Regions from separate parts of the Homo sapiens genome. Here region 2 is linked to region 1. Evidence: read pairs that join two places in POLR2A ChIA-PET (ENCODE). Cell type or tissue: PC-9. All regions are shown on one strand. Links, peaks and the distances in the headings refer to the core of each region. The heading gives the core; the rest is flanking DNA. Region 1 has its middle 56 kb from the start of XXYLT1-AS1. Region 2 overlaps LINC01968 (long intergenic non-protein coding RNA 1968).

Region 1 (13,474 bases), core at 2,153-6,152:
TGCTGCTGGACCCAGGACCACATCCTGAGAAGGACCATTCAGGTCTAATCCCCTCAGATTCCGCAGATGGGGAAGTCAAGGCCCTCTGGAGAAGGATCTGTCCAGGTTACACAGCAAGCCGGAAGCCAGGACAGTCCAGAGCCCAGGCCTGCTGACTTCTGGCCCCAGCAGGCAAGATGAAAAAGCACCCGCAGAACTCCCTGTTGAAGGGGAGAGGGAGAGGAGAACCTGGCTGGATGGGCAGGGGTGGGACTGTCTCTGAGGTGGCACCTCGTCGGTTGGAGCACGCGCAATGGGCCAAGGTGTGGAAGAATGCATCTCCCCAGCCTGGCTCCTTTCCCTGAGCCTTGGGAGAGGCAGGGCTTGTCCTGCTCACTGCGGAAAGGGTAGGGGAAACTGAGGCAGATGCCTTGCTTAGGAAAGAGGGGGCAGCTGCCCTGTGTAACACAAGATCTAGCAGCCGAGCGGACAGGGTGGGCTGAAGGCAGGACACCAGGGGGAGGCCTGGCTGGGCCTAAGCAGTCCTGTTCGAGGGGAGCAGGGACTGGGTGCCACTGCCCTGCCCCTTGAGAGGCGTCGGGGAGTAGCTGGGTGAGGAGGGACTTCAGAGGGGCTTCCATGTCATTCCAGGTCCCTTTCCTCCCTGTCACCTGACCCACCCAGAAAGTAAAGATCTGCGGGAACTGTCAGTGCTTCTCCCATGGGGGACCTAGCCCTCCAGGGAGAGCAAGGTGGCCTGGTTTGATGTGGGTGGATAGGTGCCTTCCTGCTTGAGGCATTCCCTGAGTTCACAGGGAGGACGAGGCAAGGGGGCCAGAAGGGATTGGCTCAGCATCACAGAGCCATGGATTGACAGCCAGAGGGGACCTAGGGATGACCCTGCCGCTCCACCTTCTTCCCTTGCCAGCACAGAAAACAGAGCAGAGAAGGGACTCACTCAGGGTCCTTCTGTGAGCCAGTGGCCAAGCCCAACCTGGAGCCCAAGGCTCCTGACTCCCAATCCAGTGCTCTCCCTGCCAGAGCAGGCTGCTGCTCTCCAGAGGGGAGTCCTCACCCCTGCATCTCCTGGGACCCAGTCTCTCCCTCATGCAAGCAGAGAGGGAGGGCAGGCTCCCTGGGTTGGGGAGAGAGCCACTTACGCAGGTCTCCACAGGGGCTCTGTTAGATCATCATTCCCGTCTCTGCACATCTGTCCTTGGACATTCCAGGGAATCCCTAGATATCCTTGCCCATGTAAGAAAAATATCGATTGCATTCATATGGTGTTTCCACGCAGAGGAAGCGGTACACATAGGAAGGAGAGCTAAGGCACAAAGGCCGGGGAGGGGGGCGCCAATGCTGGCGGACTTGCATGGGAGGGCAGCACATTTTTTTCTGCTAAATCCTGGGCACCAGAATCTGGGGGGAAGAGGGATGGGGATGGGAATACGGATGATTTTGGGAAGCATTTAGGTCCCATTTCCTCTTCCTTGGCTGAGCCAGCAGCAGGGACAACGAGCAGGTTGGAGGACATGATTTACAGCTCTGTGGTGCCTGTGGACTTGGCTGGTCAGGCTGTGGGGACAGGAACGGAGAGGGGCGAGGAGCCGGTCTGGCAGCCCAGCCCAGAGTCCGTGCCTGTCCTAAGGCTGTGCTCATTTCAAAGAGATGGGCAGGCCGGCTCAGACCTGTAAGCGGACAACCTTAACACTCACTCACCCTAGATGGGCCCTTTTTCAGATAGACAAGGCATCTCTGGGATAATAATAACAGTTGTAACCTTGAGGTCAGCAGAGAGCTGTCTTCTGAGATTTAAATAAACTGACCTGTGTCTCCTGACCCACACGCTGTGAGGTCCAGTACCCTCCCCAAGATGCCTCCGAGTCCCCAGGACGTGCAGCTCCATGAAGAAGCCCCTCCCTCAAATGCCACCTCCTGGGCCGCTCTTTTTTGAATGGCCCACAGTCTGCACTCTTCAGATTGAGGAAGAACATTGACTCAGAATGAACGTCACAGGCAAAAATTCTACCTGGATGGGGGCGTCTCCTGCCCTTGCATCAGGTGGGAGGAGCATGGCGTAGCCCCACGGCTGGTGATGCTGGGTTTTAGAACTTGGTTCCCTAACGTACAGGTGCCCTTTCCCCTTCGTAAATTGTCATTAATCTGTGGGGTTTTCCTCTGAGACTGTATGAAGATCCTGCTCCCCAGGAACTTCTCACTCAGTGGTTTTCGCATCTGTTGAGCTGCCTGCATCAGTATTAGTGATCTCTGAGTGATGATTTACAAATCCTGGCTCCGCCCGGACTTACTTCCTCACCAGCATTCCACTCTAAGGAGATTCCCCTCCCCACCCTTACTCTTTAAACCCATGGCTCTGAAACTGAGCTGCATATTTGAATTACCTGGCAGCTTTAAAAAGTTGTTCATGCCTGCCTCCCTGTACCCCAACCCCCCGCCCCCCGCTGCATTCTGATTTTGGGGTCTGGGTGGAGCTTGAGCATGGGTGTCTTTTTAAAGCTCACAGGTGATGCTGTTTCATCATGGGGGTGCTGAGCATCACTGCCTGAGGAGATGGGGAGCCACGGTGGGGGGCGGGGGTTGAAGCAGAGGAGAGAAGATCTCATGGAAGCTTTGGATGGTCCCTCTGGCTGCAGGAGCGTGGGCTTCTGGGGCTTCTGAGGACAGCAGGGTGGGGGTAGGGAGACAGTGGAGTGAGGAGGCTGCTTCAAGAATCCCACTGAAACATGATGAAGGGCAATCGAAGGAATCCAGTCCCCTAGCTGCTGGAGTCCCGAGGGCTGTCTTTGAGGAAGGAATCCAGTCCCCTAGCTGCTGGAGTCCCAAGGGCTGTCTTTGAGGAAGGAATCCAGTCCCCTAGCTGCTGAAGTCCCAAGGGCTGTCTTTGAGGAAGGAATCCAGTCCCCCAGCTGCTGGAGTCCCGAGGGCTGTCTTGGAGGGGCTGAAGTCAATAGAAGAGTCATAAACATTCTTTTTCATATGCATGGAGGTGTGTTTCACGCGTTTCCACATCCCTCAAAACTGACACTTAGACGGGATTGGGAGGGCAGAGAACGACTGAGAGGGTGGGCTGAGAAGCCAGGGCCCGAGCCAGTCCCGGCCACGGTGTTTGCTCTCCAGCCTGCATGTCCCTTTAGCTGAGCTGCCAGCTGGCTGTCCCTCATCTGGAGAGTGACTTAAGGCACATGAGGGGAAAATGCTCATCTTGACTTAATGATTCTCATTAGTTTGAAGATTACTCACGCTGGGGTTTATTCTGTTCTTTATTTAAAGAACATACAGGCCGGGCGCGGTGGCTCACGCCTGTAATCCCAGCACTTTGGGAGGCCAAGGCAGGCGGATCACTTGAGGTCAGGAAGTCGAGACCAGCCTGGCCAACATGGTGAAACTCTGTCTCTACTAAAATACAAAAATTAGCTGGGTGTGGTGGTGGGCGCCTGTAATCCCAGCTACTTGGGAGGCTGAGGCAGGGGAATCGCTTGAGCCTGAGAGGAAGAAGTTGCAGTGAGCCGAGATTGTACCACTGCACTCCAGCCTGGGCGACAGAGCAAAACTCCGTCTCAAAAATAAATAATTAAATAAATAAATAACATACATATGTATCTGTCAAGAACAGTAGGCAGGTGGGAACCCAGGGGACGGTGGGGTTTGGGGAGGATGTTACATGGCTCAGTGACCAGAATGGAGTGCTGGCTGCTGGGGCTGAGCCCATGCCCCCTGGGGCAGATGCCAGGGCAGCCGCCCCAGCCGGAGCCTCTCAGGCCCTTCTGGGGATGACGGGACCTGGCTTGGCACCTCTCCTCCAGAGAATGGGGGCGGGGGGCTTTACTTGGAGCCCCTGAAGGGTTCCCCACTAACAGGTTTCTTAAAGGGCTGTGGCTCCAGTCACCAGAAGGCTGGCCCAGCAGCTGTTTCATGGACCTTTGCCCTAAACTCAGGAAAACCCTTAGGCCAAGGCCTGGCCGGGAGCTGCCCACTCCTCCAGCCTTCGAGACCTGCTGTTCACAAGCCACCCTCTCAGGAACTGCCACCCAAGGCCCAGAGCACGTGACCACAGGCACTTGGCACCTGCAGAGTCCTCTAGCCCAGCTTCTCACAGCCACAGCTAACCTCATTCCATCAGGAACTCCTTTGATGTCTGTCTCTCATACCCCCAGGAACCTGGGGAGCCTGGGCATGGGCTGTGCCTGGAGATTATGCCCTGGGAAGCACCAAAGTCATGAGTCAGCGACCACACGTGACTCCAGGGAGGGGGCCGTGAGAGGTGCAGGCCGGGTGACACAGGTGTTGGAGGGGACAGGGCGGGGATGCAGGGGGAGGGTTGTCATCCTTGAGAGAAGTAGCATTTGAATGGGGTCTTGAAAGACAGTAAGGACTTCTGGGGGCAGGGGAGAGTGCTTCGGTAGCCAAGAACAGCTCTGCCTCTCCAGAGAAGCCAGGTTCCTGAGGGAGCCCCTGTCACCAGGAGGAGCGGAAGAGGGGTCAGAACTCCAGGTTCCACTTGTGTGTGGAAACGGGCAAGGGCAGACAACACCCCTTCTCACCGTTTGGTTGTTTCTTTGTCATAACAATGAGAAAGGGCATTGTCTGTGTGGCCTTGGGCAAGTCCCCTCCCCTCTGAGGCCTCAGTGTCCTCACTTTCTGCAAGGTCCTTCTGGCTCTAGCAGTCCGTGATCCTGAGATACTCCTGGGGCATGGACTCTCCAATAGCTGGCTTGGGCTCAGCTTGTCACCACCCTCTCCTCCCCACTGTGGCTCCCGTTCTGGGCACAGTGAAAGGCAGCATGAGGGGTTTGCAGACTGGCAAGCACACGATCAACTGTCAACCTAGGAGCTGCAGGCAGTGGGAGGAGGGACATCGGGCTCTAGCTTTGGCACCGCGTGACCTTGGGCAAGTCACTTCCCCTCTCTGGGTTTCAGGCTCCTCTTCCGTCGAAAGGGGCAATGTCTGCCTCGGTCCTTGAAGAACTGTTGTGTGGCGTGAACTTGGTGGCCTTTGAAACCAGTGCAGAGCCGCTGGGTGAATGTGGGGGTGAGGACAGCTAATTCTTTCCTGAGTTAGACTCGGCAGGTCACTGTCTCCCCACGGGGCATTGTACATCTGGGGCAGTGGCTTTTTCTCATAGCTAGGAGGCAAGAATTCATTGTAATTCTCCTTCTTCGGTTCCCCATCCCCCATCCCCCATCCCCCATCAAAAAAATGGCGTTGCCTGCCATCCAACCCCAGAGAAATGCTGTGAGATTCAATGAAGTGACATTTGCAAAACAGCCTGGCTATGAAACCAGCTCTTCTCTTGGCCTCCCTGAAGCTCTTCATGTCTCCCCTACCACTGAGTGGGGCTGGTGGAATCCTCTGGACCTCTGAGCCCCCAGCTTCAGAGGCTCTTCCTGGCTGCAGGGTCCCTTCCACACTTAACCTCCTGTGGCCACAGCTCTGGGTTCTCAGCAGTTTGTTGCAGTCTCTGAGGCCTCCAGAGCACTCCCTCCCACACTGCTCAGTCTCTGAGGCCTCCAGATCAATCCCTCCTACACTGCCAAGCCCTGGCTACCTGCAGGCCAAGGGTTCAGCTGAAAGGACAGCTTTTTTCTTTCCTTGCAGTTTTTCTCTTTTTAAGAGAATATCAAACCAAGAAATGCAGCTTAGAAGAAATCAATCCTTGCTGCAGTTACAGCAAATCAATTCAGCACAAATTTACATAGCACCTGCTGTGGGTGGGGCCCGCAGCCCTGAGGAATCAAAGCTGAATCAGGCCCCATTGAGCCTAAGATGAGCCCGCCCAGCTCACAGGGCAGGAAGGGAGATGGAACCGGGCATTCATCGTTTAGATTCAAGCTGAAGAGTGTTCCAGACCAGAAAACCAGTCACCACTCGCGCTACCATGTCGTTACTTGGCAATGTGTACCTAGCTTTTTATTATATTATAATTTGGGGGGACAGGGTCTCGCTCTGTCTCCCAGGCAGTGGCACAATTGGTTCACTGCAGCCCCAACCTCCTGGGCTCAAGCAATCCTCCCATCTCAGCCTCCTGTGTAGCTGGGACTACAGATACATGCCACCACACCTGGCTAATTCTGTTTATTTTTTTTGTAGAGATGAAGTCTCACTGTGTTGCCCAGGCTGGTCTCAAACTCCTGGGCTCAAGCCATCCTCTTGCCTTGACCTCCCAAAGTGCTGGGATTATGGGCGTGAGCCACCATGCCCAGCCCCTACCTTTATTATATGCTGACAATAATACCTACTTTGGACTGTTCTGAAAATGAATAAAATACTGCATGTGAAAGAACTCTGCAAGCAGAAGCACTCCAACTGTGCTTTGCTGCACCCAGTGACCAATGCTCTGATGGCCGTGGAGGTGTGGGAAAGGTTGTGTTGACCTGGAGAGCTCTGGGCATGTTTCTTGGAGGAGATTGGATTTGTTCCTTTAAAAATGGTGTGTTCTGCTCTGATCTTTGAAAACTGGCAAGCCACATGTAGAAAAATGAAACTGGATCCTCATCTCTCACTTTATATAAAAATCAACTCAAGATGGATTAAAGACTTAAATCTAAGCCTGAAACCATAAAAATTCTAAAAACCTCTAATAACCTTGGATAAACTCTTCTAGACATTGGCTTAGGCGAATAATTCATGATTAAGAACCCAAAAGCAAATGCAACAACAACAAAAGTAAATAAATAAATGGGATCTAATTAAACTAAAAAGCTTCTGCACAGCAAGATAAATAATCAGCACAGTAAACAGACAACCCCAGAGGAGGAGAAAATGCTTGCAAACTATGCATCCGACAAAGGTAATATCCAGGATCTACAAGGAACTCAAACAAATCGGCGAGAAAAAAACAAACAAACAATCCCATGCAAAAGGGGACAAAGGACATGAATAGACGATTCTCAAAAGAAGATATACAAACAGCCTCCATCATATGAAAAAATGCTCAACATCACTAATCATCATCAGGGAAATGCAAATTTCAACCACTTTGAGATATCACCTTACTCCTGCAAGAATGGCCATAATTAAAAATCAAAAAACAACAGATGTTGGCATGGATGCGGTGAAAAGGGAGCACTTTCACACAGCTGGTGGGAAAGTAAACTAGTACAACCACTATGGAAAACAGATGGAGATTACTTAAAGAACTAAAAGTAGAACGATCATTAAATCCAGCAATCCCACTACTGGGTATCTATCCAGAGGAAAAGAAGTCATTATATGAAAAAGACACATGCACACACATTTGGAGCAGCACAATTCACAACTGCAAAGATATGGAACCAACCTAAGTGCCCATCAACCAATGAGTGGATAAGGTATTTATACACCATGGAATACTACACAGCCATAAAAAGGAATGAAATAATGGCATTCACAGCAGCCTGGATGGAGTTGAAGACCATTATTCTAAGTGAAGTGATTCAGGAAAACCAAACATCATATGTTCTCACTTATAAGCGGGAGCTAAGCAGTGAGGATGCAAAGGCATAAGAATGATAAAATCGACTCTGGGGCTGGGGTAGGGGAAGGTTGAGAGGGGATGAGGGATAAAAGACTATATATTGGGTACAGTGTACACTGCTTGGGTGATGGGTGCACCAGAATCTCAGAAATCACCACTAAAGAACTTACCCATGTAACCCAAAACCACCTTTACCCCCCCAAACTATTGAAATACAAATAAAAATTATTTAAAAAACTAACAAAAGTTTACTTCAAACAACAAAAAAAAGGTGTGTTATTTCATATTGACTTTGTCCCAAATAACAAACAACTTAAACTATAAAGCTATTTTTTTTCCATAAAACTTTCAAAATGTCGGTGGGCTAGGCCAGTGTGGCAGCTCCGTGGGGTCAGGGACACACAGTATGCTTCTGTCTTGTTTCTTCTCTAAACTTGGCTTAATTCCCAAGATTACTTCATGATCAAAAATGGCTGTTTCAGTTCCAGCCATTACGCCTGTATTCCAGCCACCAGGAAGGAAGGAAAGGGTATGACCACTTCCTGTAAGAAAAGTCCCTAATGTTGCATTTACCTGTTGACTAGATCCTAGACATGTGGCCATATCTGCTGCAAGAGATGCTGGGAAATGCAGTCTTTATTCTGAGTATCTATGTGCTCGGCTTAATATCCTATGGAAGAGCGGGGAACAAAGATCAGGACTAACAAGCAGTGGCTGCCACAGCCGAGTGGGCCTCTGGTTCCCCGCAAACTGTGTCTCCAAATTTTATTCCTTTTTGCTTTAAGGAGACTTCCCCTGCCCCCGCCATCTGGTATTCAAAGAGTGGACCTGCAGGGGGGTGGGCTGGCTGGGTCTGATTTCTGACTGTCCTGGGAAAACATCAAGCTGGACCTCCAGCTGCTCCAGAGCGAGCTCTGCCAGGAGGGAAGGGGTTGTGGTTGGGGGCTGTGCACTGGGGTCTGCACAACCTCAGCGAGAATCAATTCATCTGAAGGTTTCCCCCAGCATGGAAGAGAGTCCCAGGTGTGAAGGCAGAGGATGGGGACGAGGTGCTAGGGAGGACTGTGGGTAACCCCTGCCCCTTGCTAAGCCCACCGCCCAGGGGTCTCCTGGCTCAGCCGCTTTCTAGGTTTTGTTTTCTCCTGGGATTCACATGCCTCCTCCCGTCAGATGCCGACAGGAAGGAGATCTCAGTTCTTACCTCCTGCCCGTGTTTCTCATCTTGCTGAATAGCGTCACTGCTCCTCAGCCTGCAGGACACGGAGGGCGGTGGCACCTCTTGCTTTAGACTTTCCCGGAGGGTGGGACAGCACCGGGCTCAGGAGCCCAGAAAGCAACCAGCCCGAACAGCGGCGCCGACCCCTTTCTCCCCTCGGTGGGCCCCCCTTTCCGACTCCCCCCGCGTTCTTGGTTCCTTCTCCAGGGTGGCTGCCAGATGATACTCGGGCTCCAGACATTCTTGGGGTGACTGAACAGACCTTCAGTGGGTGCTCGTAAGGCCTCGGCGCCACATCTCAGCACAGGCATCCGCCCTGCCCGCCCTTACTCTGGGGACCCCCCTGTTGCATCTCTCCCCCTCACCACCTCTCTGACCTTGGGCGGCTCAGGACCCCTCGCTTGGCCTCAGTTTCCTGTTCCCTGAAAACAGGGTCGATAATCCTGCACGGGCAGCCCTGCGCCCCCGAGAACCAGATGTGGAGCTGGATTCGAGGGGCTCTGCAGACAGTGCTGCGTCCCAGCTGAGGCCACGTGTTTGCTCGACCTCCTCCTTCAGGCTGTGCCCCACCCACCACGCTCCCCCCCGATTGCATCGATGCTACGACCACGTCTTCAGGGCAGGGCTGGTGCCAGTGGGTGAGGAGGCCTCTGTCAGGCCAGGATCAGCCGGCCCCAGTCCTTCTCCGAATGCCCCCATCCCTGCTGCTGAAGGGGCCTCTGTGCCCGGGTGAGGAGCCAGAAGCCCTGGCAGAATGAGGAGGCCGGCAGGAGGTGACACCGGACGAGGACAGGCAGAGTCCACCAACTTCATTTCCCCAGGCCGTTTACGGAAGGGCTGCGCTTTGCAGCGCTGGGGCGCCGTGGGGTGGGGATGCTGCCATTTGGGCCCCAGTTTCTGGCGGGGGCGGTGGGGAAAGCACGGGAAGCAGAGTCAGCCTGGGAAGCTCCCCGACGCCTCCTGGCTGTGAAAGAAGGTCCCGCGTGGCTCTGGGTCCTCAGGTGCAGGGCTCCGGCAGGGACAGGAGGTGTCAGGGCTGGGCCCTGGGGAAGGAGGGAGCTGCTGTGCGGGGTGTGGTGGAGGGCGAGTTGCCCTCCCTCTCTGGGCCCTCAGCTCCGTGGATGGAGGAGGGCCCAGGTTAGGCCGCCTCCGTGCTTCCTCCTGGATTGGAGTCCAGTTTGTGTGGGGGCGCCTGGGAAGAGCCAGTAGAACCTTTGCGCCTCCACGCTCTCCACCTGCAAGGGATTCAAGGTGCTGTTCTTCACCCCCACAGACGTATATGATTTAAACTTAATCTTCATCATCATGAAGCAAAACAGGTGATTTCATAGCCCTTTGCAGGTGAGGCCCTGGCTGCAGGAAGCTCCTTAGGCCAAGGGCAGCGTTTGGCAGGCACTTTCTCTTCAGAGCCTCGGCCTCCAGAGTGGCCTGGAGAGGTTGGGACTCCATCCCCTCTGGATCTAATCACCTGGGATTTTTCTGATCCGGGCCAGGATTTGGGCTGGCTTCTCTGAGGCCCCGGCCAGGAGGCAGTGTGAGGAGCTGCTGGAGACCCACTCCCCAGTCCTCAGCGCTGGGGAAGGAGACTCTGTGCCTCAGTTCACCTTTCCCACGGAGCCAGGCCTGCATCCCTCCATGCAGAGCAGAGGGGCCGGAGCCACGCCTGCATCCCTCCACGCACAGTGGAGGGGCCTGGGCAGGAGCTGGGGGGCTTCGCCTGCTGCCTCCCTTAGGTGTTCCTACCTTGCCGTGGCTCATGCCTGCCCTTCCTCCCCGGTTCCCCTTCCAAAGCCTGGGGAAAGGGAAATTGCTCACACCTATCCTCGGCCTGGGACGCCCTCCCCTCCCTGCCTTTCAAAGTCCAGCCCATCCTCCCAAGTTTCTCTTCAGTTCCCTGCTTCCACCCCACTTGGATGTGGCCTCCCCACCTTGAAATCCCCTCTCCAGGCATTATCTACCTCTCCTAATAGGACCATTTTTGGTCTCAGGTGTAGGTATTTGGAACCTGTCCTGAATTCTGCCCTAAACTGAGACCTTTGAGGTATACGAGGCATCTCTCTGGTTTCCCTAAATAAGGACCTGGCCCCGAGCAGGCACTCAGTGGCTGTGTGCTGAAGGAACACTGGTGGACACAGGGTCCCCACTTCCCAGCGTCCACCGAATGAGCAGTTCAGATCTAGAGTGTGTGCTCGTGGCAACATGGTGGTAGGTCCAGAGCTTTCAGGACTTCAAGGTACAGGGATGGGTCATAGACTTCGTGGGTCAGCTGGCCACGCTCAGTGCTCTTGGGATGTTGTTTGCACGGGACGCACTTTGACTTGCAAACAGCCTAGTGTTAAATGAGCTCCTGGGAACAAACTGTCTTGGGTGAACTTGGGGACTAGTTGGATCTCCAAGCCCCACGTCCAGGTGCCCGTCTGAAGACAGGCCAAGGTGGGAAGCACAGGAACACTCCTGAAGTGGGAAGCCGCGGGTGTGAAACGGAAAGGCATCCAGCCCCTGGTCCTTGTCCTTTTAAATTAGAAAGGCCTGAAGCCGTCTCCCTGCTCCACCCCGCCCTAGCCTGCCCCAGAAGGGCAGAGGACACTAGAAATTCCACTGTGGCTTGGACTGCAGCTGTCTATTTCACTGTGTGTCCTAAACACTCTTCTCTGAACCTTGAAGGTCAATATCACAACACTCCCTGGATCTGAAATAAAATAATCAATTGTTAGATCCACCTAGCCAAGGCCCACCTCCGAGTATGCAGTGAGGCGGCTCTCCCTTCCTCTTTCAAGCCAGAATCAATCTCTGCATAATTAACCCAGTCTGACTCAGTGTTTACTCTGCAGGTGTGACTGCCCAAGGCCTGTGGCCTGCGACCTCCTGGCTCGCTGACCGCTGTCTGTCTGCTACTTCTACCCAGATATATTTTTCCAGCTCTGCTGTTGCTAAAATGCACCGGTTAAACACTTAGCTTTAGGAGGAAAATTCTAGCAAGGACTGTTTTGATATGCTCCCAGCCCCTGCTGTCAGGAAACTCAGGATTGAAAGAGACCTGTCTCAGGAACTTTCTCTAGGACTCAAATTCTAGATTTTGCTCAGCCATTCTTTTTTAGCACCTTAACTTTTATTGATAATACTTTTGATGCCTAAGAATATATATTTGATGTTTTGGCATTGGATCATCGTCTGCTCTACATACAGAATTGTGTAGGTAAGCGAACAGCTTGATGCATCTGCACAGACGGAATGCACTTGCTTAACCACTTGGTCATTTTTAAAGTCCTGATTTATCAAAATAAGATTTTGTCAGGAGGGAAAGCCCTACCTGTGGGTACAGATCAGAGCCCGTGTTAGACACAAGTCCTCACGCAAACTGGAAGGTAGGTTTAACTGTCTCCTGTGTACAGAAGAGGAAACGCAAGTTTAGACAGGTGGGGCCGCCTGGCTCGTAAGTCCGGGGGGCTGAGACTCAGCCCATTCCTTTGCCTGCAGGTGTGCTTGGAGGTCCTCGTTCTGTCCAGCTAGGGATCTGGGCATGTGTCTTCTTGGGGTCAGGCAGCACACACTGCCCACTTCTTTGCTGGGAACATTCTCAGTCCATTGGGAAAGCAGGGCCTACATATATCTATTCTCAGGTGACAGGTGGCACCTACCAGTCATCTGCTCTCCCTCCCCATCACCTGCATTGGGCTGGTCTACCACTCAACATTTAACGACAGTATGGCAAGGGCGCTGGCCAATCAGAATGGCACCAGGCATATACAGTCCTGGAGCAGAGGCCTACAGCCCTGCTACATCAGTCACCACCCTTCAGTGGCTGGATGGTGGAGAGGAAACCTTCGGATAGATGTTGGGCTTGGTGGCGGGGGAGGGGAGAGAGGCTCTCTCAGGCTCAGCAACTGCACAGAAGTACTTCAATATTTCAACAACTAGCCTGGGCACCCTGGTGCTTCCTGAGCCACCGTCAGCTCTGATTGGAGATTCTATGTAGAACAGATCTGTTCCTCGCTCCCCAAAGAGCTTGGAGCCCAGCTAAGGAGACAGGCTACAGGATGGCGATCAGAGAGAATCGCACTTGGGTGTCACCTGGTCATTTGTTTGTCTGTCCAAACATCAGGTACCGCAGGCAGCCACCTGTCAGCTACCTAGATGATGAGTAGCAGAGGGCCTCTGTCATTGGGAGTGCACTGTTTACAAGAAGAAAGAGGCATTTGAACAAGTAACCACAGCGTTGTCTTTTGTTTGGGTTGATATGCTGGACTGGAGATCCCTTTAGAGCATGTTTTTGGGGATTACAGAGCCTTCGAGCGTTACAAAATCATCTTCTCTAATTCCCTGTGTTTCAGATGAGGAGACCCAAGTTCCCAGAAGAGCAGTTGCACACTCGAGGCTGGAGGACATGGGCAGAACCAGAGCTCCTTGCCTCCCTCCCAGCCCCCCACCCAAGTAACACGTTCCTGATCCTGTCCTGGAAGCAGCTTCGAGGAAATGCCCAGACCCCTGGGGGGTGATGTGGTGGCAAGGTGACAAAGGGGCAGGTCACAACGCTGTCACAAGCTGATATGCAAGAACTCACAGGCATGACCCCCAGGGGCTATGGGTGTAAGGGCATCTGCTCTGCCCTTTCCAGCGGGCCTAGTTTTGGTGGCCTCTGTTCCATTTATTTGCTTAGGAACACAAAGCTGAATGCACTGTTTGCAGGAAGTTGTATGTCTAAGTCACCTAAGTTAGTAAAATAAATAAAAACTTTGGAGTTTTGGAATGGCCTTCAGGTGCCTTCCACATCCATTTCCCTGGAAATCCCTGTTTCCTGTCGGTG
Region 2 (16,882 bases), core at 7,433-11,432, 260 kb after region 1:
AGTGCCCGGATATTTGGTCAAATATTATTCTGGGTGTTTCTGTGAAGGTGTTTTTGTGATGAGATTAACATTTAAATCAGCGGACCTTGAGTAAATTACCCTCCATAACATGGGTGGGCCTCATCTAATGAGCTGGAGGTTTGAATAGAACAAAAACTAACCTCCCTTGAGCAAGAAGGAATTCTCCCAGCAGGCTGCCTTTGGACTCAGACTCTTTCCTGGATCTCCAGCCTGCCAGCCTACGCCACTTTCTCTCTCTCTTTCTCTCTCTCTCTCAGATGTATATATACACACCCTGTTGGTTCTGTTTCTCTAGAGAACCCGGGCTAATATCCCTTCCACCTACAGGAGGGAAAGGCCTAAGATTCATAAAAGCACCACTGGCTTTGTCAAGGCTACCAGAAGATTCTGAGTTCAGCCTTACCTCTCTAACAATTTTCATACTGCTCCCTACAGGGACCATGAGATGGGACAAAAACCCTCTCTGGATTCCAGGAAACTCCTGTACTAAAGGAGCCTCCTTCCCATGGGTAAATGTCGCAGGTGGGAGTCAGAAGAGGCCTGCGATGAGGGAAGAGCCATCTGGAGCACCTACTTTGATAACTAACAATGACTGTTGGGCATTGTTCTATGTGCTTTCCTTACATGATGTGTTTAATCAACAAACTCTAGGAAGTAGCTACTATTAACATCCACATTTCACAGCTGAGGACCCTGAGGCCCCATGAACTTAAGTCACTCCTTAACCTGGACCCTACACGATGCTATTCTGCCTGCTGTGCACTGGAAGTTCTACATACTAGGTCTCTTGCTGGTGACAGCCTGTGAGCTAGATGGCATTATCTATGTTGTTCAGATGAAGAAATAAGACACAGAGACATTAAGTAGTTTCATAAGGTCACGCAGCTCATGGTGGCAGAGTCAAGATTCAATTCCAAGTCCTTCTGACCACCGCCCAAGCTCTCTCTAGACAGTTGCACTGTTTCCCACCCGTATTTGTTGCATAGGGAAGACAGTTGCTATGGGGATCTCAGCTGTCCCTGCTACTTACAAGCCTACTGGCCCTTCGGGTGACATTTCACGAAAATTGTTGTCATTAATCGCCATCATCTCAATGATAAGTATACCTGTGTGTGCAGGTTGCCAAGGACTTCCGCATACTTCTCTCTCTTGGTCCCCAAGGTGAGCCAGGGCAATTCATAATATCCTTTATTCCACAGGGGCTGGTGGAGGCCAAGCATGAAGGATGGGTGCTAACATTTACTAAGTCCATGCTGTACTTCAAGGGCTTGGGGTTATGATTTAATTCTCACCACAGTCCTGTGAGATGACATTGCTGCCTCCATTTTACAGGTGAGGAAACAGCACAGAGAATATCCAGTGCCAGGTGAGATCATAGAAAAAATAGATTTTCCTAGAGGTTGTTCAAATTCTTTGCACTGTCCCACTCCCTGTCACTCCTGGTATCTTCCATCCACTTCACCTTCCCTTCCTTTTAAGGAAGTGCCCTGAAGTCTCCCCTTTCAAATTCCAATTCCTAATTTTGGTTATCTCAATTCATTCTTGAGAAGAAAACATTCAGAATGAATTAATCCTCAGGAAGAGCAGAGAGACTGCTAGCCTCTTGTCTCCCTGGGGCTTTGCAGAGAGGAGGTGCTTTCAACCTGAAGCGCCTCCAATTTTGGAATCGGGGCCATGGGACTGTGCAACCTGGAGCTGTGACTAGGGCAGCATCTCTGTGCCACTCCTCCCCACCCTCACCCCATCCCCACCTCCCATCTTAACATCCTGTGAGACCCCCAAGCCATAACCCAGAGGTCAATCATCATCACCCCTCCCTCTCCATTCCCACAGGTCCAATCCAGGACCAGTTCTGGCAGGGTACACCTGTCAGACTCTTCCAGAAGCTGCAGCCCTGCCCTAGGACCACCATGCCTCCCTAGGATTGCCCCACAACCTTCCCAAGGCCACCTCATACTGTTTACACCTCACAAGCACCTACTCCCTCTGCCCTCTTGCTTGCAGTACTGGTCACTCTCTGACCCTGCCCAGGCCCCCAGGCCCCCACCCTCTCTACTGCCGCCCCTCTGCCTGGCCTTTCACCTTGGAATTAATTCAACCGCAATCTCCTCCACTAGACTGCAGCCTTCATAAGAGCAGGAGACACAGCTGTCTTATTACCATTATATCCCCAGGGCCTAGCACAGCATCTGGCATATAGAAAGGGCTTAATAAACATTTGTTGGGTAGACAAATGAATGACTGAGTAACTGAATGAATGAGTTAGTAGTATTATGGCACAGTCTTTTAACATCTTGTACTTTTTGCCCCCTGCTTCTTTTTTTTTTTTTTTTTTTTGAGATGGAGTTTTGCTCTGTTGCCAGGCTGGAGTGCAATGGTGCCATCTCGGTTCACTGCAACCTCCGTCTCCCGGGTTCAAGCGATTCTCCTGCCTCAGCCTCCTGAGTAGCTGGGACTACAGTCATGCGCTACCATGTCTAGCTAATTTTTGTATTTTTAGTAGAGATGGGGTTTCACCATGTTGGCCAGGCTGGTCTCGATCTCTTGACCTTGTGATCCGCCCACGTCGGCCTCCCAAAGTGTTAGGATTACAGGCGTGAGCCATGGCGCCTGGCCTTGCCCCCTGCTTCTTTAACCCCAGTGAGCTTCTCCAGGGCCTTCAAGGATCGAGGCAGGGGCTGGCTGTGTGGCTTGGCCTGCTCTCCACCATGGGCCAGGTTCAGCCAACTGTCACTCCATCAGTTTCCCTATCTAACCCTTAGAATGCCCCATCAGCCTTCTACTCTCTTCCTTCCCTCTGCTCTCTGGTGAGGAGAAACAGTTTAATACATCCCCCTTCCTTGAATACAACTCTCCCCGCCCGACCCCTTCCTCAACACTGAGCCTCACCTCACACCCACATCTGCATGGCCCTGCCCAAATTTCCTGGGGCCACACTGGATTCTATTTATCTTCCTTCCTCGGGTCTGACCCTCATTGAGGCAGCTATGAGCTGTAATCTAAGGGATTAAGCATGTGGCTGAGAACTTTGGTAGCCAATGCCCTTGATCTATGTCTCCCTAATGGGCTGCTTCCCCAGAATGGCAGGTAATAAAAGTGCTTTTCATTGTTGTTCTCCAACACTTGGTATTTTCTCAGTTCTCTGCTACAGAGTCCAACTGCAATTGATTAAAACTTTAGACACACATAACAAGGTAATGTTCATGTTTATAGGAAGACTAAAGTGCTGAGATCAATATTGTTGTGCTAGGACCTAATCTCTGGACCTGCGTGTCCAGCCCATGGCTCTGTGGGACAGTCAGCACCCTGGTCACAGGCCCTCCTGAAGACACGCACCTCACAAATCTGAGTCTTGGGCTAAGGCCAGGATTATGTGTCCTATTTTCTGACAAAGACATAGGCGTGGTCACAGGCAGCAGAGCTTTGCAACCCTTAAACAACACAAAAAAACTTCTGCAATTTTCCTCCAAAGGAAAGGGAAACGATAAGAACACAAACAGTTGCTTCTCAAAACAGCCCTTAGTTATCTCAGTGAATTGGAAGTCATTGGTGTCAACATCATCAAAAAGCAGGCACTGAGTGCTCTTGGCAAATACTGCCCCCAAAAGACTCTCTCTAGGGGAATTTATGGAGCAAAGAAGGAACACCAATGTGTTAGGTTTTGCATACTTTTGACTTGTTCTAATTTTTACAATAAGAAGCGTGTTTTGTTTCTATAATTAAAAACAAATCATTTCCCTCTAAATGCTTTCCCCTTGAGGCATAGAATCAATGAACTGCAGGATCTCAAGGAGCCATAGAGCCCTCGGAGATCATCTAGCCCAACTCTCTCTTTGACAGAGGAGGAACCTGGGCTCACAAAAAAAAAAAAAAAAAAAAGGGACTCGTCCAAGATCACACAGCTCAAGGTCACACACCAGACAGAGGACTTTGGAATCCATTTTCCAGACACATTCATTTATGAAACTAATTGTTCCACAGCTAGTCCAATTGGAGCATGGGCTGCTACAGAAAGTGTGGCCTAAAATTTCCCCAAGAAAAAAGAAAGAAGCAATTACTGGTGTGCTAAAAAACTGAGTCTGACCATCCTGAACAGCGGCTTGTAAAAGCTCAATAACTGAGTGGGAAAATGCTGAGCCTCCTGGGATGAAAAAGCAATCTCTGCCTATGTGTCTACCGGTATTCCTATATTCCATCATCTGTGTATTGGGAGAGAGAAAAAAAGCATTTGAGTAAAAGAAACGGTATCACATGAACGAGGGTGGGGAAGGGTGGGAAGGGTGGGGGGTGGGCAGGTCAGGCAATTCTATGGCTTCTCCTTTCTCCAGCTCCAGGGAGAAAAGTCCAAGTTGCAAGAAGACAAGAGAGTGTGAAAGGAGACAGGCCCCCGGAGGCCCCTTGGAAACTGTGGAAGGAAGACACATGGCAACTCAAAGGGCTGGAGCATGATCTTCCCCTACAAGCCAGAGTAAATGAGGGAGACGAGGGAGTCCCTCTGGGGAGGTAAAGCACACACGTAATCACTCATGAGAAAGGCTGCATGAGCTCCATGAAGCCTGGACAACATCCCACTAATTTTTCCTATTGTTTGCTGGTGTCTAATGCTGGCTCCCCAAAAATCACCAAAGCAACCTGTTGATAAGAAACAACTGTATTTATTCTTACCTCAGCAAGGGAGAGTGCTACTTCCACTGAGTCTTAGGGGTGTCCAGGAAGGAGTCAGACAAAGTCAAGGAATGTATTGTATCGGGATTTTGAAGTCTGCTTGAAGGTGAGTCTTTAAATTGGGTGAGTTCCGGGTTAGCTTATCTGGGATTTTCTTGGGTTCCCCTTCCTGGTCCAAGATGGCACCCACGGCTGCAGGTGACATTCCCTCATACAAACGCACTCAGATATAGGAAAAAGCAAGTATTTGGTATTTTTTTTTATGAATGAAGGAAACATTCCCAGATGTCCTCCCAGGCTCCCCTTTCCATCTCATTGGCTAGGGTGAAGTCATATTCCCACGCCTCAGCCAATCACTCCAAAAAGAAAGGAATTCGCATAATTGGCCTAAACTCCTGAGGTAGATTCCAACTCTGATTCCATTTCTAAATTTCCAAGGTTCTTTCCAGTTCGAGAATCCTAAGTTTTGTAAGTAGCCACTCCTTTTTCAAAAAGCTGCTTTTCTGACTTATTTATAGCCCAGTTTTCCTATCCCACTCCCTGCCTTTGAGGCTGCAGTTTGCCCCTGGTGACACGTTTACCATGTGAACACTGCGAACACAGTCCCGATGAGCTGGGTACAGGCCCAGACAGTAAGGGCAGGCAGCTAATTGCAGTTTTACCCTCTCCCTCAGCTTCCCTACAAAAAAGAAATAAAAGGATGTTGGGAAGCAAAGTCTGAGCTGAGAAAATGTTGACTGCAGAGAGTATACTGTTTTGGATTCTCTATGAACCCCAGATCAGCATATACTTGATGGGCTGATCTCTCCAATCTGTCTAGGACTTCTGCAATAACCCGAAATAACCAGAGTTATCCTAAACTAACCCAAGCCAGCAGCCTAAAACCAAATCTGCCTTAGTGCCCAGGCCCTGGATGCCAGCACTTAGAGAAAGGGCAGTCTGGGCCTCTGGCTTTCACTGTGTATGACAGAGCCCTGCCTCCCAGTAAGACGCACACAGTGAGGATTCTCACAACGTAGGAGAGCACAGGTCAGATTCCGGGCAAGCAAACAATCAAAGGCAAATGTCCACCATGTGGTTTCAGAGGCTCTAGCTCTCCCCTCCCAGGCACCACCCTTCACCCTCTGCCCACTCACTCTCAGCACCACTCCCTGTGTTCTCAGACTGAGAAATGTATCCACATGACACACTAGCAACCCACTTTCATCAAGCAGCAAGCACGGAAGGAGGAAGGCAGAACTCTTGGTTGGCCATAATTTCTCATCCACAGAATGAAGAGGAAGAACGGAGCATCTGAGCACACTACATGACAAATGTGGAAGCTGGAAAACCAGCGTGGCTGGCTGCACGGAGGGGGCGTGAGGACTGGCATCAAGTAGATTTGCCCTGTTGCCGATGGCATACTGCCAAGGGGTGTTGGGTTGGAGGGCATCCATCCTGCGCCCAGTCACTGAAGCCCTGAGTGTTCCAGACCCAAGCTAGGGGCAAGGCAGGTGACAGAGAAGACAAACAGTGTGATCTGCTCTCAGACACGTCCCTGGAGCCCTGCTGGGGAGGTACGGCACACACGCAATCACTCATGAGAAAGGCTGCATGGGCTCCATGAAGGCTGGACAACAGCCCACTGAATCATTACTGGTTCTCCAGCCCCTAAAATAAAATTTAATCTTCATTGATTTCTTACTAGGAGCCCAGCTCCATGCTGTTTTCTACATGTGTGATTTCATTTAGCCTAACTGTATGAGTCAAGTTCTCCAGAAAAACAGAACCAATAGGGGATATATAAAAAGAGATTTAGTATAAGGAATTGACTTATACAGTTATGGAGACTGGCAAGTCCAAAATCTGCAGAGCTGATGTTCCGGTTCAAGTCAGAAGGATGACAGCTGCCATAGAACCAGGAAGTTCTGATAAAGGCCACCAAATAGGAAGAATTCTCTCTTACTAGGGGGAGGGTCAGACTTTTGTTCCACACAGGACTTCAACTTACTGGATAAAGCCCACTCACCTTATTATTAATTTTGGATGAGATTAACATTAAATGTTACAAAAATACCCACAATAATGTATGACCCCATACCTGGGCACCCCATGACCCAGGAAAGTTGACACATAAAATTAACCTTCAAACTTACAAATCTCCTAGTGTTATTTAGAGATGAGTTTATTGAGACCCAGCATGAAGTGGAGACCCAGGATTTGGAACAAGAGACTCTGATTCCAGAACTTGAAGCCTTAACCATTATACTATACTACCTCTAGCTCCAGGCATACGGCAGATGCTCAATATGTATTTTGTTGAATAAATGAATGAAGTACTAAAGAACGATGTAAGCAAAGCCCTGTGGTTGAGGTGACTAAGGGAAGCTTTCATGAATTTTACTAGGTTGCTGTTTCTAGAGTGGACAGGGAGGTTGGGAGAAGGAGATGGGTGGAGACAGAGGCTAAAGTGGCCCCATGATCCCCACCTCTTGGTGCCCACGCCCTGATGTAATCCCTACCTTTTGAGTATCAGCAGGAATTGTGACTTGATGCTAAGCAATAAAGTATAACAAAGGTGACAGCTGTTGCTTCTGTGATTACATAATGTGAGCTTGTACAGTCCATCTTATTAGAAGAGCCTCTCTCTCACCAGCTTTGAAGAAGCAAGCATTCATGTTGAGGAGGCTCATGTGGCAAGGAACTCAAGGCAACTGCCCACAACCAGCTAGAAACTGAGGGCAGCCTCCAGCCAACAGCCAACAACAAACTGGGGGCCTTGGTCCGATCACTTGCAAGAGCCTGAATCTTACCAACATATGCGAAGTTGGGAAGCAGATCCTTCTCTAGCTGAAGCTTGGATTGAGACCACAGTCCTGGCTGACATCTTCATTGCAGCCTTTCAGAGGACCCAGCTAAGCCACACCTGAATTCTTGACCCACAGAAATTATGAGATAATAAGTGTGTATTGTTTAAAGGTGCTAAGTATATGGTAATATTGTTACTCAGTAATAGACAGCACAGCCTCATTGGCAGAGAAAAGAGCAGAAGCCAAGAGCTGGAGTTGGAAAGGTATAGAGAACATCAGTCCATGCTTGTTCCATGTGGCTGAAGTCGCAGGAGGTGGAGTTTGGAAAAGTGGGTTGGTGCCAGACAGTGGTGGCTTTTGAAGACAGAATGAGTTGTCTGGGCTCTGTCCTGCGGGAAAGGAGTTTCCGGTGATGGCTAATCCCGAGAGTGCTCCATGTGGGAAGTGGGGAGGTCCCTTTGAGCAGCCCTCAAATCACGCATTGGTGAATGTCTACCTGCAAGTCTGGTCCAGGTCTCTGGGGCTTCCAAATGAAGCTCTGGCCAAGATCCTGGGATAGGAAACCCCAAGTCACACTTTGTGACTTTTTGACTCAAGTCAGCTTGTGGCTGGGTGCAGGTCAGAACCTAGAGCCCCTGGAGAACAAGGACACCTCGGAGTTGTGTTGACTCCCTCAACCTCCCCCGTCCTCTGTGCACTCAGCTCAGGACTGGACCCACAGTCAGTGCCCAAAAGGACTCCTGGAACTGTCGGTGAAGCAAAGTGGCTCAACCTCAACCTGCAGTAACATCAGCTCACTCCACAGCCAGTGGAGAAACAGCCATGGCACTTTAAAAATCACTGTAGGGGATACAAGCGTATGGTAAATAACTCATGGGGTTTAAAACTCAAGAGTTTGTAGCTGGATTAAAAAAAAATGATCTTATCAACTGGAAAGGATATTTAGTGGAGCCCCTTAGTGGGGTGTCTTTCCCACTGTAATACATTAGTTGAATGATTTAAAATCCCTTAGCTTGGTGAGGGCCCCAAGAGGCAGAAGGTCAAGCGCATCTGCCTGGCATTGAGACATCGTGGGGGAGCTTCAGCTCCTGGGAGAAGGAAGCTGCTCAGAGGTGAAGTGGGGTCCAGAAAAGAAAGAGCTGCCACGTACCTCGTATTTGGCCAAATGACTATTTGGAGAATGGTCAGGAGTGTGGTTCACTGGTTCTGATGGTCCTGGACCATTGATCTAGAGGAAAGTTCTGGTGTGGAAGAGAGACCAGGCCAGGATAGAGAGAAAGGTTATGGGAGACAGTGCAGCAGCTCGGGAACCACAACCCCACAGACATTTAAAACAGGAAGTCCTTCAAGACCAGAAATCACCAGAGAGTCCAGCCAATGCTCGGAGGAACAAAACACCCAATGGCAAACCAAGGCCACATTCCAACCATTCCAGTCACTGCCCCAGGTTCCAGAAAGAAAACAACTTTAAAGGGCATCCCAGAGGGAAGAATTTCATTCAGCCTACAGATACCTCCAGACCACGTTGGCACCAGGCTGGGCATAGGCCATGTCATGGGGTAAGATAAGGCTCCTGTCCTCCTGGAGCTCCAAGGTCAGTGGGCAGACAGCAGGAAGACAGTGACAGCTCTAACAGGAATCTGTCCAGTGTGCTCAGAGCACAGAGGAGGGAGGAGAGAAGCTGCCCGAGCAGAAGCAATTAGAACAGGGCCAAGTGCCACCAAGCAGACAAGGGTGGGGAGGACAACCCAGGCCAGGCAGCTACACAAGCCAAGTGGACCAAGACAGAACGCCATGGAAAGTGCACAGTGGAGATGAGGCTGGAAGCATGGCTTCGGGCCAGACTGAATCCCAAATCATATTTCTGAACAAGTCAACTGAGGAAGATCTCTGGCTCCTTCCTGAGTTGTCATCTACTCTGAGAGAAGAGTTTGGAATAGAGGCACAAATGTCCAAGAAATAGCTCTTGACTTCCCCAGGTACACGTTCCTCTTGGGCTGCCTCCATTAAGTTCTGGCACTATCTTCTTCATTGGGTCTCCCCTTGAATGTTGATTTCCTGCTGAAAGAGAAGCATCGGAGGCCTTTGATGGGGAGTGGACCCTGTTGTCTTACCCTTGTCACTCAAGGATCTTCTACTTCCTAAGACAATGAGAGTTCCTAAAACCCTTATTCTGGCGTTCCCTGCCCTCCACATGCTGGCCCCAGCTTCCTGTCCAGGGCGGTCTCCACCCCACCACTTCCCTCCCTATGGTGATCTTCTGCTCCAGAGCCTCCAGATCACTACAGCTCCGTCCACGCCTCTCCAGCTCCTGCTCACAGTTCTTTTCCCTGCCCCAATTCCACACACCTAAACACCTAAATGTCCATCTGTGTTAGTCAGGGTTCTCCACAGCAACAGAACCAGTAGGATGTGTGTATGCATATATATCTATACAGAGAAAGAGAGAGAGAGAGAGATTTATTTTGAAGAACTGACTCATGTGATTTTGGGGACTGGCTAGTCCAAAACCTACAGGGAAGGACAGTAGGCTGAAGACCTAGGAAAGAGTTGGTGTTGCAGTTTGAGTCCAAAGGTACTCTAGAGGCAAAGTTCCTTTTTTGTCAGGGAATATCAGACATTTCCCTTAAGGCCCTCAACTGATTGAATGAGGCTCATCCACATTATGGAGGATTATCTTTACTCAAAGTCTGCTGATTTAATTTTGACCAAATAACTAGACACCATAACCTAGCCAACTGACACAGGAAATTAGCCATCATACTATCCTCCAGGGCTCAGCTCAAATTTAACCTCCTCCTCCAATTCATTCCCACTTTCAACTGAAAATACTTGTCCCCTCCTAAATTGCCATAGTCCTGCATCCAGCTCTTCTCTTGGGACATTTAGAATTTGCTTCCCTATAGTACAATGATTTATATCTTTGTATTTGTTTTCCTACAAGACTGTGGGCACTTGAGTCAATCAAATCCTATTGCACCACTTAATGAATAGCTATATGACCTTGGGGGGGTTACTTAAACTCACTAAGTCTTGGTTTCTGCAAAACATGGAGATGATATAATACTTACCTTAAAGAATCCTTGAGACTTTCATGAGACAATGGACGCAAATTACTTAGCACAGCACCTGGCACATACTGAGTAATCCATTCACTTATTCATTCGTTGAGCACATATTACATGCCAGAAGTGAATGTGACAGACCAAGCCACTGCCCTGATGGGCAGAATTATATAAAAGGTAAATAAATGAATTTTTAAAATCTAACATAAGATACTAACAAGTACTTTGAAAAAAATAAACTAGAGGCTGGGCGTGGTGGCTCATGCCTGTAACCCCAACAATTTGGGAGGCTGATCACTGGAAAGCGTGACTTTCCAAGTGCCCAAGCCAAGGCAGCATTTGTGGGCACCCACAGAAGGACCCCTTAGAGCAGGAGCTCTGTTTCACTCTTCCTAAACCGGATGTTTCTGTTTACTAAACAGTCTTCAGCTGCTCATTGTGCACAGAACAAAGTAGTCGGTGAAGGTCTTTTCAGGACACAGGTGGCCATGCAAATGGGGTAATGGAGCAGAGACAAAGGTGTGGGAGGGTTGAGGAATGTTGAAGAACCCCAGAGCTGGCAGCACTGGGGACCTAAATGGGCAGTGAAACTTCCTCTCTACTAAAAACACAAAAATTAGCCAGGCGTGGTGGATGCCTATGGTCCCAGTTACTCAGGAGGCTGAAGTGGGAGAATCGCTTTAACCCGGGAGGCAGAGGTTGCAGTGAGCCCAGATCATGCCACTGCACTCCAGCCTGGGCAACAGAGCAAAACTCCATCTCAAAAGAAAAGAAAAGAAAAGAAAAGAAAAGAAAAGAAAAGAAAAGAAACTAGGATAAAGGATAGAGGTTTGAGGAGTAAGGAGGAGAGATCTAGTTTAGCAAAGACCTGAATTAAGAGAAGGAGCCAGCCATGCAAGACCTGGCGGAAGAACATTTCTGGCAGGACCAGCAGGAATCAGTCTGAGTTAATTTAACTTGTAACCCAGGGGCCAGGTCCTTCCTTTCCTCTGCCCCTCAGACTGTGTCTTCTGAGCTAGGGGAAACTGAGGAGATGAACCTTATCTTCAATCTACTCAGGACTTTGCCTTCAGATAGATGATCCTCGGCACCCAGGAACCCATGGTAATGGAGGCCACTGGCCATCACTGATCAGGGAGACTTCCCTTATCTGTTCCAAATGCTGCCTCGCCTGCTTCACTGCCTCATCTTCTCTAGTCTCCACTGAAGGTTTAAGTATTTCTGTACTCAGGGGTCATTGTCACTGTCATGTGCCACACAGAGTCAAAGAAGGGAGTGAGAGTTCTCAGGAGAGGGTACCCCAGGCCTTTGGAAACTAGCGATCCAACTTTCCCACACGTATCTCCCTTCTTCCCTAGCTCTCTGCTTTCTTTCTCCCTTCCCGCAGCCCTCTCCCTCCAGTGTTTCTCAACCAGGCACGGTATTGTCCTTCCAGCCCATCCTAGGAGTGCTTGGAAGAGGAATAAGCCATTTCTAATGGTCACAATGACTGGGAGACTCTACTGGCCTTTAGTGGACTGAGATCAGGAACACAATCCACCCTAGAATGTACAAGGTGGTACCACATAATAAAGAATTGTCCTGCCCAAAAGGTGAATGCAGACATGAACCTCTCAACATCCCTTCAAATGTTACCAAATCCCCTTCTTCCCTACCTGGATTCTGTCCTTTATCTCTTCAGGAAAAAATCAAGTCTCAGTCTCCCAAGTCCCACAGTGTGTCTTGTCCATTGGACAGCCTCACATGTGCAGTGTCAGTGCCTTCCATCCCCAAGTGGCTCTAACTGCTCCACCAAGAGAGGAAGAGCAACTCTGAGTACCTGCGGCTCCCTCAAAGGGAGGGGTCAGCTAATCCTGTGTCTGGGCCAGTGGAGAAAAATGGTGGAAAGGGCTTCCAAGCTGGGCTGTGTGTGGTTGATTCTGCCCTGAAGTAGCTAGAATCAAACACTTCTCACCACTGAGGAGATACATGTCCTTCCAAGTGCTACCCTTCTAGATGAGAAACATATATCACCCCTACTAACGCTTCCTCATTCCAGCTCTGACTTCCATTACAAACTTCCCGTATGAACTTGACACAGAGGTCCAAATTCATCTCCGTCAAAGGTAATAGCCATGGTGGTGGAAGAGGCAGATTCTCAGTTTGCCTTGCCATTTATCATCATCATCATCATCACCACCACCACCATTAATTATTACTATTATTAACCATATGAGGCCTTGCACAGAGGCAGACACTGGTGGGAGTTCTGTCACTGGAGGGTCCTAACTGCATGGGTGATTGTGTGGAAAAGATGGGTCAAGGCTGTGGTCCTTTGAACAAATGTCCTGGAGCCAAACTGACTTCCTGATTTGCTTAATGCGCTGCCTAATGCTTGACTAAAAGTGCTCAAGAAAAATCCTGTCAAGGAGAGGAAGGGTGCCAGGGGCACTGGAAGGGCTCATTTTTTATTCTTTAACTTAGGGGAATTGGCAGGAAAGGGGGTGATGACTACTCCCTGCAGAAAGCAAAGATCCAGATGGCTCCTGAGAGCCAGCTGGGAAAAGTTGCTCCTTGGCAGCCTCATTCTCCAGCATGACTTTCCAAATGCCCAAGCCAAGGCAGCATTTGTGGGGTGCCCACAGCAGGACCCGTTAGAGCAGGAGCTCTGTTTCACTCTTCCTAAACCGGATGTTTCTATTTACTGGACAATCTTCAGCTGCTCATTGTGCACAGAACAAAGTAGTCAGTGAGGGTCTTTTCGGGACACAGGTGGCCATGCAAATGGGGTAACGGAGCAGAGACAAAGGTGTGGGAGTGTTGAGGAATGTTGAAGAACCCCAGAGCTGGCAGCACCAGGGACCTGAATAGACGTGGAAAGGAGTGATTGCTAGCACCCTGAAAGTGAGCTGTGGACAGAGCCATTGACAGAGGCTGTGGCCAAACCACAGTCCAGCAGGATAAGAATCAGGGAAACAAATGCCTCGGTCTCAATATCTTCTTGCTGGCCAAAGGCAAAGAGCATGGGAACCCACTGATGCAACCTGTACAGGACAGCCTCCTGGCTACAGAGCAGGAAGCATGGGTTCTTTTACAAACCACTCCAAAATGTAGTGCCTTAAGACAATAACCATTGATTTAGCCCTTGGTTTTTCAGTCTAGCAATTCAGCAATTAAAGCTGGGCTCAACTGGACAGTTCTTCTCGTCTGCTGTAGGCTGATCTTGGCTATCCCAGCTGGGCTCACTCATGTGTCTGCAGTTGATTGGCGAGTTATCTAGGACCAGTCACTTTAGAATGGCTTTATTGGAGATGGTTAGAAAGATAGGGGCCTCTCTTGACATGGATCTCTCACTCTCCAGAGTGCTAGTCTGGACTTGTTTACAAAGCAGCCAAACAGTTTCAAGAATAGCAAGCAGGCAAGCCCCAAAGTACAACCACTTTTCATACTTCTGCCTACATCACACTTGCTTCTGTCCACTTGGATGAAATAAGTCACATGGTCATCACCAAATCAAGGGTTAGAAACACAGATTCTGGCTGGACATGGTGGCTCATGCTTGTAATCCCAGCACTTTGGGAGGCTGAGATGGGGCAATCACCTGAGGTCAGGAGTTCAAGACCAGCCTGGCCAACATGGTGAAACCCCATCTCTACTACAAATACAAAAAGTAGCTGGGCATGGTGGCAGATGCCTGTGATCCCAGCTATTCAGGAGGCTAAGGCAGGAGAATCACTTGAACCCAGGAGGCAGAGGTTGTAGTGAGCTGAGATCACACCACTGCACTCCAGCCTGGGCAATAGAGCATGACTCCATCTCAAATAAAAAAAAAAAAAGGAAAGAAAAAAAAAAGAAAAAGAAAAATAGATTCTATCACTTGAGAGGAGGGGAATAATATGCGGCTAGTGGCTAGTTTTCAACCTATAGTCTGTGCTGCAGCCACAGTTGCTCACATTCCTCCCACATGCAAAATATGTTCCACCATATCCCAGGACCTCTAAACCTGGATCCTTTGAATCTGGGATTATACCTATGGCAGTTGGTTTTTGCTGCATAATAAACGACCCCAACATTTAGAATGTTAAAACAACAACCATTTTTTAGCTCACAATTCTGCAGCTTGGCAATTTGGGCTGAGCTCAGCTGGGCAGTTCCTCTGCTCTGGGCCAGGCCCCACTGACCTCTGCTAGCACTCACTCAGGCATCTATGGTCGGCTGAGTGCCAGACGGGGAGCTTCAGTGCTTCTCCATCCACATAGCCTCTTAGCCTTCAGCATGCTCATTCATGTGGCAGCAGGATTCCAGGAGCAGCAAGAGAGGACAAACACCAGTGCGCAATCATTTTTCAAGTCTCTGCTTATGCAGAGACAACTGCTGACATCCCATTGACCAAGCAAGTTACATGTCAGAGCTCAGAATCAGAGTGGGAGAGCAGTCAAAGTTACAGCACAAGGGGGCATGGGTCCAGGAGGGGAATAACTAAGGATGGGTTTGCAAACAGTCTACCACTGTGGAGTGGAGACTAGATCTAGTGAGACAGACAATAGGCATCTCCCAAATCTAAAGTCCATAAAATGACACTCAAGTCTGTTCATAATGGGAACCACCTGTCTCCCCAGCGTCAACTCTCTCTAACCCCAACCACACCCTGTGTACTTTGCATCTGCCAAACTGACCTCTTCACAGTCTCATGTATCTGCCTGCCTTTTTCATCTTCCCGCTCACTGTTCTCTAGATTATTCCACATCTTTGCCTGACCAAATCCTGTATATCCTACTTGATCCAATTCAAAGCCACCTTCTCCCAGACATCTTTTCTAACATCCCATTCCCATCCCCTTCCCTCTCTCCCAACACCACTGAGCTGGACAGGACTCTGAATTCCCACCTGCAATTTCTAGAGCCCCCTCTGTGCCTCTTTTCAGGCACCTAGCATTGTGCACTTATCTGCAGGTGGATGTTCTCTCCTTCCTTGGACTGTGAGCCCCCATAGGGCTTGTGTGACTCATCCTTTATCCCTCCTCTGCCCTACTGCCCAGCACACACTAAATGTCCTATTGACCTAAGGAGGTCAGTACTGGCAAGCCAAAGACTGCAGAGCAGACGATGCGACAGAGCCAAGGAACGCCCTTCAGAGACGACCCAGCCAGGAACTCCAAGAAGTGACTAACAGGAAGTGTCAGAGAAGAGCATGAAAGAGCAGGATTTGGGAGACGAGAAAGAGCAGGGCTTTGGGCTTGCCACAAGGTAACCTGGCCCCTGAAGTCAGAGTCACGGGAAGACTGACCTCCACTCCATCTGAGGAAGAACTTCCCAGGAGAAATGCCCAGATTCAGAATGGGCTGGCAAGAAAAAGGGTGAGCCACCCCTCTACTGGCAGTGCATAAGCATTCCGGTTAACTTCTGAGAGTGTTTTTGTGGGGGCCTTATTCTATTTGCATTTGAGGTGTGCACATTAATAATTCTTTCATTAGACTCACGTTGCACCTTGGCACGCAGAGTGTGCACTCATGGGCTCACAGATGAAGGCATTTAATGAGCCGGCAGCTCTCCCCGCAAGGCAAGCCTGCACGGAGCTTGGCAGCAGGCTCATTCCCTCGGAGTCGGCTGGGCACAGCACATCATGTATCGCGGGCAAACTGGCTTTGTGTTTTCATTGGGGGTGGTAAGTGTGGGAGGGGGAAGTAGATGTATGGGGTAAGTGTTACTCTGAAAGAATTCTAAAATGTGAGAGAATGCCATTCCAGTGAATTTCCTACCACACACACCTGAACACCCTTGAGGGATGGGACATCCCTGCTCCTGTCAGAAACCAGGCTAAGCCCAGCGGTGCCTCTCACCGAGGGTAGGTGGAGGATGTAACTAGACAGCCCTTCCCTAACACAGATACTCTTTGACCAGCCCAACTTCCTTGTGTTCTAAGTGGTGGAACAGTGCCCCAGAGAGGGGATGTGGCCTCCCTAAATGCTAAGATGAGCCAGGACTCCTGCTCCTGGACCCAAGTGCCAGGACTAAAAGACTAGAGGGGGAACTTACACAGGGGAAAGGTGGCCTTAGGGCAGGCAGTGAGCCAAGAACCCCTTCCCAGGAGCTGGACCCAGAGTGATTCTTCAGTCCCTCCCAATAATGTCCCTGGGAATAAAACTCCCCATCTCCCGACGCCCTTCTCCATATATCCAAACCCTGCACATCCCACAAGGCTCACCTCAGATGCCAGCTCCTCCTTTCATCTTCCCATCAAACACCCCGACTCTAACCAGACGTGAGCTCTCTGGCCTCTTGGGGACTCTGCACTTCTTCATGGCTCAGGTCAGACTGCATCTGGAATTACAGTTAGATGTGCGTATACCTTCTTGATGACCCC

What was found. Peaks named below come from ENCODE experiments on the same cell type or tissue, not always from the same donor. Only the 100,000 strongest peaks of a DNase experiment are listed, where the experiment ranks them.
Region 2: POLR2A ChIA-PET joins it to region 1 with 6 read pairs; 2 of 35 experiments call an interaction of 5 or more read pairs at or near these places.

The regions. Positions count from the first base shown.
Region 1 is chr3:195,031,647-195,045,120 of GRCh38, reverse strand. No RefSeq gene overlaps it. Among named protein-coding and RNA genes, the nearest start is that of XXYLT1-AS1, 56 kb to the left of the region's middle. RefSeq lists an enhancer at 12,729-13,474. In PC-9, for the core only: no CTCF peak of the experiment used is centred there; a DNase peak (open chromatin) is centred at 4,120; H3K27ac peaks cover 558 bases.
Region 2 is chr3:194,772,113-194,788,994 of GRCh38, reverse strand. LINC01968 (long intergenic non-protein coding RNA 1968) reads right to left here. Exons shown (of 4, transcript NR_037891.1): 4 at 6,827-9,533. It overlaps LOC105374292 (a long non-coding RNA gene), which reads right to left. Exons shown (of 6, transcript XR_001741084.2): 3 at 16,724-16,839. Among named protein-coding and RNA genes, the nearest start is that of LINC01972, 12 kb to the right of the region's middle. RefSeq lists an enhancer at 5,163-6,362. In PC-9, for the core only: no CTCF peak of the experiment used is centred there; a DNase peak (open chromatin) is centred at 8,954.